Linked DNA regions of Homo sapiens: regions 2 and 3 are each linked to region 1. A link is a loop called in an ENCODE intact Hi-C map of the cell type or tissue named here. Cell type or tissue: psoas muscle. All regions are shown on one strand.

The links. Peaks named below come from ENCODE experiments on the same cell type or tissue, not always from the same donor. Only the 100,000 strongest peaks of a DNase experiment are listed, where the experiment ranks them.
Region 2: it touches region 1 in a loop (12-fold over the local background); 78 of 110 quality-filtered maps call a loop at or near these places.
Region 3: a loop joins it to region 1, with 2.9 times the contacts of the local background. A loop is called at or near these places in 7 of 110 quality-filtered maps.

The regions. Positions count from the first base shown.
Region 1 is chr2:102,804,879-102,807,378 of GRCh38, forward strand. The region is part of intron 4 of TMEM182 (transmembrane protein 182); the gene reads left to right. Among named protein-coding and RNA genes, the nearest start is that of TMEM182, 44 kb to the left of the region's middle. In psoas muscle, a CTCF peak has its summit at 1,562 (motif pointing left); a DNase peak (open chromatin) is centred at 1,563; H3K27ac peaks cover 2,337 bases.
Region 2 is chr2:102,752,536-102,755,035 of GRCh38, forward strand. It overlaps a transcript of TMEM182 not described here. Among named protein-coding and RNA genes, the nearest start is that of TMEM182, 8.2 kb to the right of the region's middle. In psoas muscle, a CTCF peak has its summit at 1,204 (motif pointing right); no DNase peak of the experiment used is centred here; H3K4me3 peaks cover 112 bases; H3K27ac peaks cover 1,188 bases.
Region 3 is chr2:102,603,977-102,606,476 of GRCh38, forward strand. No RefSeq gene overlaps it. Among named protein-coding and RNA genes, the nearest start is that of SLC9A2, 14 kb to the right of the region's middle. In psoas muscle, no CTCF peak of the experiment used is centred here; a DNase peak (open chromatin) is centred at 1,035; H3K27ac peaks cover 2,258 bases.

The DNA of each region.
Region 1 (2,500 bases):
CTAGTTACACTCATATTTCTAAAAGTACCTGCTTTGTAGACTCGCTTTGTGCCTTCCATTGTCACAGTTGGGATTTGTCTAAAAAATCACTGTCATCCAGACACTGATCCTGTTATAATATGGGAACACCTTCCTTCAAATTTTAATGTGGATTTTCCAACGTCCTTGGTCTGACATTTTCCACAAATGTCAAATGCCAGCATTAGTCAGCCTTGCTTAATATTATATAGAAAAGAGATGTGACGGCTTTTATTTACAAAAATATTTTAAATGTGATTACTTTTCTTTCTCTGATTCTTCCTTGCAAGCTTATTTTCCCCGCATTGCTCTTCAGTGGAAATGTGTCTAACTGGTTGTTAGAATCCATTTTAAAATGGGGCACTAATATGGGAGAAAATGAGGAAATCAAATCCCAAAGCCTGCTCCTTGAGTCTGGAACATCTTAGTTGGGTGAAGGCTGTGAGAATGTGAAGAGAGGAATGAGAATGTGAAGAGAGGAGACACAGAGCCATTTCTTTGGAGAGAGCCATTGCTTTCCTGTAAGTGTCCACCCAACCTGACGGACCTTGTTGTCCACCCAACCTCCAACCTTGTTGGAGACATTCTGGTTCACGGTCTAACACCTGCCCAGATAAATCACCATCTCAGGAATACCTTTGGTGGAGCTTTTCTGAACAACCTTAAACTTCAAACTTGAATAAATGCTTCCCCACACTCCTATCGTTCCCTCAAAAAAAAAAAAATGTGCTGTTCTTCTAAGAAGTAAAATGACAGGCCTGGCAAACAAATGTTTTTACTCATATGACATACTATAATGAGGCATCATTAATCTTTATCCTGAAAGACGGTTTTCAGATGTGCAAAGTGAGAAGATTATTTCTCTGAACCGAGTGTGGTGGTGGTGCCTGCAGTCCCAGCTACTCGGGAGGCTGATGCAAGAGGATTGCTTGAGTCCAGGAGTTGGAAGCTGCAGTGAGCTGTGACCGCACCACTGTACTCCAGCCTGGCAGAGCGAGATCCTGTCTCTAAAAAAACAAAAAAAACCCATACTGTCTCTGGTCTGGAATTAGGTTTTGTCACAGTGAAAAGGCAGACTGAATTTCCATAAGCTTTATTCTCCTTTTTCAAAATATGTGTCTCATTACTATCTACTATTTACTCAGTACTAAGGGATTTAATTTCTTTGCAAATATTTCCTTTCATTGAAAACCATCCTATCCCCCAAATAGTCACTTTGCTCAGAACTAACTAGTAGTGAGTGGCCAAAAAATATTGTATTGGTTTTTTCACTAAGTTTTATAATTTTTTTTTTCTGAGCCATTTGTTTTCTTTACATTTTCGTGTATGGAAAGAGAAGCCTAATGTGCTTGACCTAGGCTAACGGTCTGTCCTGAAAAGAATTTTTACTTCCTAGAAGTAAAGGGCTGATGGGCAGGGGAAGGCGGTTGGCTTGACTGGACACTCAAAGAAGAAATTGTCCTCAATACGAACGAGCTTGAGCCTGGATTCACCTTCTGTTCTTGGCAAAACATTTTGTCATGGGACTGTGGGGTGACTGGTGCCACCTCGTGGAGAGTTCCAGAAAGACACTGGGAGATGCATTGGAGGTCATCATTCCCTTACTCCTCTGAAATCTCAGGACTGGAAGACACCACAGCGAGTTTATTCTTTTGCCTCTTGGCCTGTCCTGAAATAGCCCAGTCACATGAGAATCTCTGATGCTTTAGAAGATTTCAGAGAGTAACATTTGCTAACCATTAGCAGGAGCTCGTGCCAAAGCTTAATAATAATAATAATAATAACAAAATTAGCCCATGCTTATTAGTTGTTTGTCATGTTCCAGGCACTGTTTTCAGGACTTTTCCTCTGTTCGGTCCTCATGACTACTTTCTGAGGTAGGCACTTGGATCCTCTCTATTTTACCAATGAAGAAACTGAGACAGAGCAGTACGAAAGTTGCTCAGGGTTACTCAATAAAGTGTAAAGTGTGAAACTTTGAGGCAGGATTTGAACCAGGGCAGTCAGAATCCAGGGGTGTGCCCTCAATCACATCCTACTTCCTGAAACTCAATTCTTGTGAATAAATATTTCCTTGGCATTAGATGAAATTCTCATTTTCAGATTAAACCCCTAATTACTTGTGGAAATAGGTAAACCCCCATGGTCATTCTCTGTTAATGATTGTTACTCAGTAGAGTACAGAGCACTGGGTATGTAGGATGTTTAATGATAAAAATTGTTATGACAATCTAAGAAAGTTATAAATGCTTGAGAAACCCAATCAGCATTTTATATATGTTGTTGACTAAATCAAACTATGAGTCTAGAAAATGAAAGGGAAGAGGGAATTATTGTATTTGGAAAGCAGAATGATGAAGTGTGTGCAGCAATGAGTGTTTGGAAATCAGAAAAGTGTAATCATGATATTGTAACAGCAGAAAGAATTAAGGCTGTGTCAGAAAATTGGAGAAAAAATGGAAAACAAGTCTGAGAAAATGAA
Region 2 (2,500 bases), 52 kb before region 1:
CACTTCTGACTATTTTACAGTGATGCAACAGCAAGGGCTGTTTCCTCTTGGAGACATGGTGGCACTCTGGTTACAGCAACGTGTCTCCTTGCATTTCACTCTCTTTCTCACTGATTAGGTTGTCTTTCCTTTGGGCCATATGACCTGAACTTGCTGGGTCATTAGAGCCTCTTACAAGCACCTCGTCTGGAAAGTCAGTTGGAAAGGAGTTTGCAAGTCCATTACATGTTTCCTGATAAAGAAGGAACTAGTAACATACCCCAGAGACAAAGATAAATCAGAATTTTTCTTTCTCTAAATTAAGACTCAAGTCATTGCACAAAAGAAATGTGCAGAGCACTTTTATAACTGAAGGACAGAAGAGGAGAACCTTTTCATTCACACAGCTTCTGGCTTATGAAATGTAATATGCAAGCTTAGAAAGAATTATTTTAACTCTAAACGAATGAGGAAATTAAATTGAAATTACAATAGTTTAAAATGTATATTTGTTTATAAAATAGATCTATCTCTGTAAGTTACATCATTTTGATTTCTAAAATTCCCCAAATTCTGTATTAAATGATTTCACTCTTTGGTCCCCAGTTTTGCTTATGAAATGTTTTACTGTGTGCTTATTGCATTTGAAGGCAGGATTTTAACAAATGAGTTTTAAGCTTCCCCCCCCCACTGCCTTCAAGAGTTACTATACTTAAATGTATTAATAGAATCCTTTGTGAAATAGAGGCTGGAGCTACATAGCAAACCCTTTTGCAGAGGGAAGGGTATTTTTGTTATAAAGCCCCCTTGGTGTGAATTACTTGTATAGGTGACTCTCAATTTAAATAAGCATAAACTGCCTAAATTAATGAGGTGAATGAGCTTATGGATCTTGCTGTAGTCATGTTCAGTGTAAACTATTCATTGGGGTCTAGATGCTTAGATGAACTCATCTTAGTTAAGGCTATTCGGCATCAAATAATGTGAAACTAATAAGTCGTTGTTCTACTATATGTATTTTTATTTTTTAAAAAAAAATTGAGATGGGGTCTTGCTATGTTGCCCAGGCTGGTCTAGAACTCCTGGGCTCAAAAGATCCTCCTTCCACAGCCTCCCAAAGTGCTTGGATTACAGACATAAACCACCATGCTCAGCCAGTTCTTCATTTTTGATAGATAAAAATTCCCAACAACTGACTGTAATGTTCGTTGGAATGCAAATTTTGCCTATGGCCAGCAGGTGGCAGTATTCAAACCAATTTAATTAAGCTCAGTAAGATGAATAGCTGAATTTTTACTGAGCACCTACCTTACAGCATTGTGCTAGGTGTAAGAGATGCAACACTAAACAAAAACCGAACCACTTATTGTCCTATATAGTTTATTTGTTGTTCTTGTACTATATGTAAGACTAGAAAACCTGTGAATAATCCCTGAAAATGCTTACAATATGACCGTGTTTTATATTGATGGGTAAAGGAGGTAGTAGAGAGGACGCCACACAAGAATCACAAACTGTAATACAAAACTAATATTAAAGGGTCAGTAGAATCACAGAGACATGCGGCTCATAGGCAGTAAAAATCTGTTTCAATAATTATCATAGGGAAGCAATTGTTCTTCGGGTCATCTCTCAGTTTACCGTCTTGTGTCTAGGATGATGGGCCACAGTCCCTTATGTGTAATCCTTTGGGCCAGATGTGTTTAGAACTCAGAATTTTGGAGATTTTAGAAAAGTAACACAATACATATACTGTGCATTACCTAACACCCACTCGTGGAACCTGGGGAACCTTGAAATAAATCAAACACATTCGTATTTATGCCATAAAATATATGAGAATCCACACTGTATGGCCTCATGTTGGTCAGATCTGCTTTGCCAAAAGCTTTGGGTTTTCAGAGACTTTTGGATATTAGGGTGGCAGATGAAGTATTGTACACCTACAACATACTATCCTATGAAAAAAAGAATCTACACTAAAATCTCCAAAAAAGATGTCAGAACTTTCTTTGGTAAACCATTCCAGTTTTCTAGAACATGGATTTGCAGTGTGTAGAAGCTATGGGAGTTTGATTTCTGCATTTGTTTAAAAATTTGTTCTGCATCGTTAGGTGTTGAGCAATGGCATGCTTGTGTTTTTAAACAAAAGTAGACTAGAATTAATTTTGTTTTGGGAATGTTTAAATCATTTCATCAGATATTTTGAGCTAATTAAGAATATTGCAACATTAGGATTAGAAATTTTGACTATAGAAAAAGAATGTTTTGCTTATGATCACTTAATAACGTGACTTGAGATTTCTGCTGAGTTTCAGTGTACCTACTGATAATATAAACAATTTAATAAAAAGTTAAGTAAAAAGATACTGAATCAAAGCAGGCAAAGCCTTCTGTTGCTTATAGTCATCCAGCTATTGCTTATCCAGTTTTATTTAACTTGTGAAAACCAGGGTAGAATTTACCGTAATGGAATGTTATTGATCTTAGTGGACTCTAGATTTTAACAGATTGCTTTTTA
Region 3 (2,500 bases), 200 kb before region 1:
GTAGATGAATGTAGGTCTACTTACTGAGACAATTACATAATCTAATAAAAAGATTTAAAGAAGTGGTCTCTTGTCTTCTTGTTACAGCCCAATAGAGGAACTGGTTCCACGGCTTTGTTTGATGTCAGTGAATTATGCAACAGGTTTTAAGAACTGGTTCTTAAATAGTAAGGGCTGGATTGCACTGCGGTCATGTTTTTCAAAAGTCAAAAACAAGTACTTTCTGTTGGATGTACACATGGCAAGACAGCGAGAATATTTTATATGTTTTGATTGTCTTCACAATCTAACCATGACTCAGTCAGGCAGTGAGCCCCATCAGTTGTTAAAAATGATTTAAATATAGTCAAATAATTTGTTCTTGTGAACACAACCTAGCTTCTATTTTCAGGTAAAGGGACATTTTCATTTTTCCCTTGTGGTCTAACTCCAAGTTTTCCTTGTCATCGTTGTAAGCATAAATCTTGTAATATCTTCTCTTTGGAACCAAAGCTAATGGTGTAATGATATGAAGAAGAGAATAATCAGAGAGAGTTTTCAGACAAGGTGAAAATACAGTAAAACCCTGGAATTAGATTTGGATTGGATTATAAAGAAAAGGAAGCATGTGTCCTTGTTTAGATGGGGAAAAATTATGGGAGTGCAAATATTTATATCAAAATCTAAGATAAAAAGATGGATAGAGCTAGGTATATATTAACATCAGATGGAATCCTTTTTTCACTTGTCAGTACACAAGCAACTGAAGTTGGAAAAATAGTAAGAACATCATTGTGTGAGTAAATATAGAACAGGTGAAAAACTCTGTGCTGAGATTTCTTTTCTGATTTTGTTTCTTCTTTATCAACAACTCTGGAGATTCTTATCACAGCCAACGACCTTTGTTGCAGGCCTTACTGCATGGGACTCTGTTTCATCTGCTTTTGTGCTTAGTCACTGTAGCCTCCTGTCTGCAGCTGTTTTCTCTACCAGGGGCAGGCAGGGTTGTGGCGTCTTTAGAAAATAGGGCATGCAAGGCAGCAGGTGCCAGTGTCAGTAAAGGCCCTGCCTGGCTCCCTTGCTGAGAATCCAGGCTATGCCTGAGCTAGGGTGTGCACGTGTGTGTGACTGTGTGTGTGTATTGCAAAACAAAGTTTCTTGGGTTTAGCTAGATTTCATTTTACCTTCTGAGTGAGCTTGTATTTTCCATGGAAAATGGACAATTCTTTCTTTTCCATAGGTCAGGAAGCTGTTCCTGCATTCTTTGGGACCAGAAAAATAATTTTCATTTATCTTCTGTCATTATCTGACTCTTTCCTCCTAAATCTCATTTACACTGATGTAAATGTAATATTTTATAATGACAGTCCAATAGTGTGTAATCTCTTTAATGTCTGAAATTCTGAACATCTGAAATTCTGTTTTATTCACATAATATATTTTTTTTTGAGATGGAGTTTCGCTCTTGTTGCCCAGGCTGGAGTGCAATGGTGTAATCTTGGCACACTGCAACCTCCGCCTCCCAGGTTCAAGCAATTCTTCTGTCTCAGCCTCCCAAGTAGCTGGGATTACAGGTGCCTGCCTGCCACCACGCCCAGCTATTTTTTTGTATTTTTAGTAGAGATGGGGTTTCACCATGTTGGCCAGGCTGGTCTCGAACTCCTCAGCTCCGGTGATCCACCTGCCTTAGCCTCCTAAAGTGCTGGGATTACATGTGTGAAGCACTGTGCCTGGCCCTTCACCAAGCATCTTTTATTGAGGCCATACATTCATATGAAAAACTTCCCAATCAATCTTGGGTAGATACCTGAAAATAAATATTTAAGGCACACTAACCTGTTTGAATGATCAAAGTACCAGTTGTCATTTAGCCAAATGGGAAGAGACCAAGCTGAGAGTCAGAAGGCAAGATTCTTTACTTGGGGTTGGCACTGACCTTTGAGCAAATCAGTGCCTTTTTTTTTTTTGAGACAGTCTCTCTCTGTTGCCCAGGCTGGAGTGCAGTGGCAATCTTGGCTCACTGCAACCTCTGCCTCCCGAGTTCCAGTGATTCCCCTGCCTCAGCCTCCCAAGTAGCTGGGATTAGAGGCATGAGCCACCATGCCCAGCTAATTTTTGTATTTTTAGTAGAGACAGGGTTTCACCATGTTGGCCAGCTGGTCTTGAACTCCTGACCTCAGGTGATCCACCTGCTTCAGCCTCCCAAAGTGCTGGAATTACAGGTGTGAGCCACTGTGCCTGGCAAGTCAGTGCATTCTTGAAGGACCTCATTCTCTACAGATGTAAATGCAGATATTGCAATGGAAAAGACTGGGAGTGTGTGTGTATGTGTGTGTGCACTTTTTTCGTGTGCTTGTATAATCCTGAAGACGCAGCTCTTTCTTCTTCCAGTCAGATATCCAGCTTAGCATAGGAGAGGATAGGAGTTGAAGATACCATTAGTTATAACTAGGATGTGGATGTTGTCTTTTCTTGCTGGCACTGTGGAGGCTGTCACCTCCCTTGTAAGTACTACTAAAAA